Regions from separate parts of the Homo sapiens genome. Here region 1 is linked to region 2. Evidence: chromatin loops called from intact Hi-C (ENCODE). Cell type or tissue: gastrocnemius medialis. All regions are shown on one strand. Links, peaks and the distances in the headings refer to the core of each region. The heading gives the core; the rest is flanking DNA. Region 1 holds the start of SCP2 (sterol carrier protein 2). Region 2 overlaps ZYG11A (zyg-11 family member A, cell cycle regulator).

Region 1 (2,878 bases), core at 379-2,878, 70 kb after region 2:
AGCCTTGAATTCCCAGGCTCAAGTGATCTTTCTGCCGAAGCCTCCTGAGCAGATGGGAGGCGTGCATCACTGAGCGCAGCAATTTTACTAAGTTGGTCTAGTCCTAGCTCAGTAGTTCTTTACTTAGCACAGAGGGGGCTTCTTAGAATCTCCTAAACTTGATCTTAGCCAAATGGCCAAGAAGCAATCCTTAGAATCTTCTAGGAGAGCCTTTCTAAATGCTGATACTGCAAACCGAAAAGTATATGAAACGGATCTCAATTAATTTAGAAGTTAATTTTGCCAAGTTTAAGGACGTGCATCATCTTTGGAGACAGGTCCGTGCCTTTCTCCAAAGATGATTTTGAGGGCTTCAGTTTTTATAGGGGAAGGGGCAGATATTGGGGAAAGATGAATAAATTTTAAAAAGATGTGGGTAGATAAGAGGCAAACGGTTGCATTCTTCTGAGTCTTTGATCAACCTTCACATGTGAGGGGGGTAGAGAAATAGTCACTTATGCATTCATCTAGCTCAATGAATCTGCATTTTTACATAAGATAAAATAAACCGGGGAGCCGGGCGCGGTGGCTCACGCCTGTAATCCCAGCACTTTGGGAGGCCAAGGTGGGTAGATCACCTAAGGTCAGGAGTTCCAGACCAGCCTGGCCAACATGGCGAAACCCCATCTCTACTAAAAATACAAAAATTAGCGGGGCGTGGTGGCGCGCGCCTGTAATCCCAGATACTCGGGAGGCTGAGGCAGGAGGATTGCTTGAACCTGGGAGGCGGAGGCTGCAGTGAGCCGAGTTCGCGGCATTGCACTCCAGCCTGGGCGACAGAGCGAGACTCCGGTCTCCAATAAACATGGAAGGCTGTTTCTCCCCGGTTTGCTGGAATAAAGTCTCTGTCTTCCAAATTCCTTTTCGGAGAACTTTTGTTCACAAGATTAAAAAGGTCACGCAGCTGGTGACGGAGCCTGGGTTTTTTGATTTAGACATTGTATCCATGTGTGAGATCCTGCCCATCCCCGCTTTCTTGGTGTCCTGTGAGTTTAAATTCATGAATTCACTCTCAACTGCCACCGCTAACAGGACACAGGCCAATTCCAACACGAACCCCAACGGCTCTCCTCAGGGTCACCTTTCATGAGTCCGCTTTCCGGCCAACCCCTCCTCTCAGTCTTAGGCCCCACTGCAAGCCTACTCCCGCTCACCGTACAGAACCTAAGCACAGGATCAGAGATGGGGACAGGTTGACTCAGTCCCATGCCCAAGTCCGCAAATTAGGGATTCGGCTGCCTAAGGGCTAGAGAACGCTCCCCGCCCCACAGGACGCGCCCCACCCCGCCCCCTCCTCCTGCCCCTACGCACGCGCACTCTCACGCGCCTGTGTTGCCGCCCGCGGCCCTGGCTTCGGGCTTCAGGGAGCTCTGGTGCAGTCTCCGCCTGTCAGTGCCGGCAGTCGTCCGCGGCGCCCGCCCCGGTCCCGCACTGGTGCAGCCATGTCCTCTTCCCCGTGGGAGCCTGCGACCCTGCGCCGGGTGTTCGTGGTGGGGGTTGGCATGACCAAGGTAAACCGAGCAGCGGCCCTGCTGGCCCTCTGAGGCTCGGGGGCGGTCGGTGCCTGGGTTTCTCTGTCCCTCCGGTCTCCTAGCTTCGACTGCTCCGCGCGTGGGTCATCGGCGTGGCGACTTGGTGGCTTGTACTCTGCGGAATCTCTGGGGTCATAGCGTCTCGGGCTGGTTCCTGCGGCCTTCTGCTTCCTCCTTCCCTTTTCTTCTGGTCAGAGTTCATGAAGCAGCCCCGAGATAATCCAAGGATCTCACCTCTTTAGATTCTGAGCGGAGTCCCGAGGTGTGTGGGCTGGCTTGCCCCGGAGGGAGGCAGGTCGCGAATGCCGCCTGCTCGGCCCTCCCAGGAACAGCCCCCACAGGAGCCCTCACAGAGACAGCTCCAGATGTGGATGGCGAGGAGAAACGCTCCTGATGCCCAGCGCCTCGGCCCGAGTGGCAGATTCCGGCCTCCCTCTGTCCCTCCAGTGACTGCTTGGGACCCGGACGCCGCAGGCTCCCACGGCCGTTTTCCCCTCATCGCCCGCATGCTCCTTAATGCCAAACTGCCTTTCGTTTCTCCCCGGACGCAGTTGTCTGATGCCTCTGTTGCTTTGCTTCTGTTCTGTTTGTACCGTGTATCTTCACCTGTTAACTTTTGTGCATCCTGAAAGGATCCGTTCAGATCGGATCTTCTCCAGGACGCCTCGGATCCTCCTGACTTTCCCCTAGAGCCTTGCACTGTGCTTACCTCTGTCCTGCACTTACTGTGCTCGGCAGTACCGGGCAGTACTAAAGCTCATAGGCGTCTGCGCGCCCTCTTAGCATGGCAGCTCCTCTAGACTGGGTACCTGGCTTATTCACTGCTGTGCCCCTCGCCCTGAACGTTCCTGATGCTTGAAGACCCTCAGTGAATGTTAGTTGAACAATACTAAATGGATATGCTTTGTGAAAGAGTTCCTAGGGAGAGTTCTATTTCTGAGAAAACAGCCCTAAAATGTTTATTATTTTACCAGTGGGCTGAGCGTACCTAATTCAGTCCAACATGTAAATAGGCCGGGGCCGGTGGCTCACGCCTGTAATCCCAGCACTTTGGGAGGCCAAGGCGGGTGGATCACCTGAGGTCAAGAGTTCGAGACCAGCCTGGCCAACATGGTGAAACCCCGTCTCTACTAAAAATACGAAAATTAGTCGGGCATGGTAGCACACGCCAGCTACTCGGGAGGCTGAGGTGGGAGGATTGCTTGAGCCTGGGAGATGGAGGTTGCAGTGAGCTGAGATCACGCAACTGCACCCCCAGCCTGGGCCATAGAGTCAGTCCTTGTCTCAACAAAAACAAAAAATATCCA
Region 2 (2,915 bases), core at 209-2,708:
ACATTGTGCAACATGTATATCTGTACTCGTTCCTTTTTATAGTCGCATATTCTACTGTATGGACATACCACATTGTATTTATCTGTTTTTCGGTTGATGGACATTTGTGGTGTTCTCACTTTTGGGCTATTATGAATAATATGCTACCATAAAGATATGTGTACAAATTTTATTTTTAAACTTAAAAAATTTATTCTAAACTTTCTCTGCTCCATATGAATCTGCAGGAATGTGTAAGAGTTTCTATGTGGACATAAGTTTTCATTTCTCTGAGTGAAATTGCTGGATCAAATGGTAACTCATTATCTTTTTGAGGAACTGCCAGACTATTGTTTGTGGCTGTACTATTTTACATTCCCATCAGCAGTGTCCAAGGGTTCTAATTTCTCCACGTTCTCACCAAGACTCATCTGACATTTTGATTATAGCCATCCTAGTGGATGTGAAATAGTATCTGTTGTGCTTTTAATTTGCATTTCTTTAATGACTTATGGTGTTGGTATTTACCTGGTATGCCTCCCTATACTGAATTCCTTGTGGTCACAGGTGTCTGATTACCTTACGTGCCTGTTACATAACATGGAATCTCACCATAGAAGATGTGTAGTAGGCCAGGTGCAGTGCCTGTAGTCCCAGCTACTTGGGAGGCTGAGGCAAGGGAATCGCTTGAACTTGGGAAGCGGAGGTTGCAGTGAGCCCCCACTGCACTCCAGCCTGGGTGACAGAGCAAGACTCCATCTCAAAAAAAAAAAAAAAAAAAAAAATATGTGTAGTAAATGAAAAATAGGACAACCCATTCGTTTTACAGATGAGGAAAATGAGGCCCAGAGAGGTAAGTGACTTGTCAAATATTATCTACTAATTTGGTTAAAAATAATATTAGTAGTGCTACTTGTATATTGTATATCCTGTACTTATCTACCTATTTTATTTTGTTCTTCCTTTCTGTGAGCAAGGTTACTGTAGATAAAATTTTGGGCTCTACAGCCAAACTGGGGTTGACTCCTGATTCTGATGGTGACCTTGGATAAATTACTTAACCTATTCAAGTTTCAGTTTCCTCAGCTACATAGTAGTAGTAACAATAATTCCTTTATAGTATTAATGCAAAGAATACATGAGATAATAATCTTATTAAAGGAGTTTAGAACAATGCTAGCACAGAGCAGTAAATGTTGTCATTATTGTTATTATTAACATCTGTCTTAATTCTTTGCCACATTTTATCCTGGAAAGACATGAGATCTAGTTGTCATTACAAGTTGGTTCTGGTTCTTTCATAGGCAAGCTGACTGACAGAACAGCCAGCATTTTCCGAGGCAACCAAATGAAACTGAAGCTGGTCAATATCCAAAAAGCTAAAATCTCTACAGCTGCATTCATAAAAGCCTTCTGCCGTCATAAGCTCATTGAACTGAATGCTACTGCAGTGCACGCTGACCTCCCAGTTCCAGACATCATAAGTGGACTCTGCAGCAATAGGTGGATCCAGCAAAACCTCCAGTGTCTCCTGTTAGACTCGACAAGCATCCCTCAAAATTCAAGATTACTGTTCTTTAGTCAGCTCACTGGTCTTCGCATTTTAAGTGTTTTTAATGTTTGTTTTCATACTGAAGACCTGGCTAATGTTTCTCAGTTACCAAGACTGGAAAGCTTAGATATCTCTAATACTCTAGTCACTGATATTTCTGCACTGCTTACCTGTAAGGATCGATTGAAGTCTCTCACAATGCACTATCTGAAATGCCTGGCCATGACCAAATCACAAATTCTTGCAGTCATTAGAGAACTTAAATGTCTGCTTCACCTTGATATTTCTGATCACAGGCAACTCAAATCAGACCTAGCTTTTCATTTGCTACAGCAGAAGGATATCCTGCCCAATGTTGTGTCATTGGATATTTCTGGGGGCAATTGCATCACTGATGAAGCTGTAGAACTGTTTATACGACTGCGGCCTGCCATGCAATTTGTGGGACTATTGGCCACGGATGCTGGCTCTTCTGACTTCTTTACTACAAAGCAAGGCTTGAGGGTTTGTTCTTATCTGAATAAGTTTTGTTTCATTTGTTTAGAACATTATTAAACTCGTGCTATAGACCAGACTTTTTACTAGGTATTAGGGTTACAGAGACAGATAAAAAAATCCTTAAAGAGCTTTTTTAATAATTAATGATTATTATGTACCTACTATGTGGAAGGTTGTGAGAATATTATTATTATTTTTTGAGATGGAGTAGTTTTGTATTTTTAATAGAGATTGGGTTTCTTCATGTTGGTCAGGCTGGTCTCGAACGCCTGACCTCAGGTGATCTGCTTGCCTCGGCTTCCCAAAGTGCTGGGATCATAGGCATGAGCCACTGTGCCTGGCCACACGTGAGAATATAATATTAAGATACAGGCTGGGCATGGTGGCTCACACCTGTAATCCCAGCACTTTGGGAGGCCAAGGCGGGCAGATCACTTGAGGTCAGGAGTCCGAGACCAGCCTGGCCAACATGGTGAAACCTGGTCTCTACTAAAAATACAAAAATTAGCCGGTGTGTTGGCGGGCGCCTGTAGTCCCAGCTACTTGGGAGGCTGAGGCAGGAGAATCACTTGAACCTGGGAGGTGGAGGTTGCACCACTGCACTCCAGCCTGGCCAAAAGCGAAACGCAGTCTCAAAAAAAAAAGAAGATATAGTGGGTTCAAGTGATTCTCCTGCCTCGGCTTCCCGAGTAGCTGGGACTACAGGCACGTGCCACCATGCCCAGCTAGTTTTTTATTTTTAGTAGAGACGGGGTTTCACCATGTTGGCCGGGCTGGTCTCGAACTCCTAACCTCAGGTGATCCGCCTGCCTCGGCCTCCCAAAGTGCTGGGATTATAGGCATGAACCACTGCGCCCGGCCCGATTATTATTATTATTTTTTTTTG

What was found. A loop is a pair of places that touch in the nucleus more often than their neighbours do. Peaks named below come from ENCODE experiments on the same cell type or tissue, not always from the same donor. Only the 100,000 strongest peaks of a DNase experiment are listed, where the experiment ranks them.
Region 1: a loop joins it to region 2, with 6 times the contacts of the local background. A loop is called at or near these places in 8 of 110 quality-filtered maps.

The regions. Positions count from the first base shown.
Region 1 is chr1:52,925,916-52,928,793 of GRCh38, forward strand. It overlaps SCP2 (sterol carrier protein 2), which reads left to right and starts at 1,361. Exons shown (of 16, transcript NM_002979.5): 1 at 1,361-1,550. The coding sequence starts at 1,482. RefSeq lists a silencer at 1,124-1,403 and enhancers at 1,456-1,971, 1,624-1,683, 1,694-1,783. In gastrocnemius medialis, for the core only: no CTCF peak of the experiment used is centred there; a DNase peak (open chromatin) is centred at 1,366; H3K4me3 peaks cover 2,236 bases; H3K27ac peaks cover 2,050 bases.
Region 2 is chr1:52,855,715-52,858,629 of GRCh38, forward strand. It overlaps ZYG11A (zyg-11 family member A, cell cycle regulator), which reads left to right. Exons shown (of 14, transcript NM_001004339.3): 3 at 1,284-2,035. Among named protein-coding and RNA genes, the nearest start is that of ZYG11A, 14 kb to the left of the region's middle. In gastrocnemius medialis, for the core only: no CTCF peak of the experiment used is centred there; no DNase peak of the experiment used is centred there.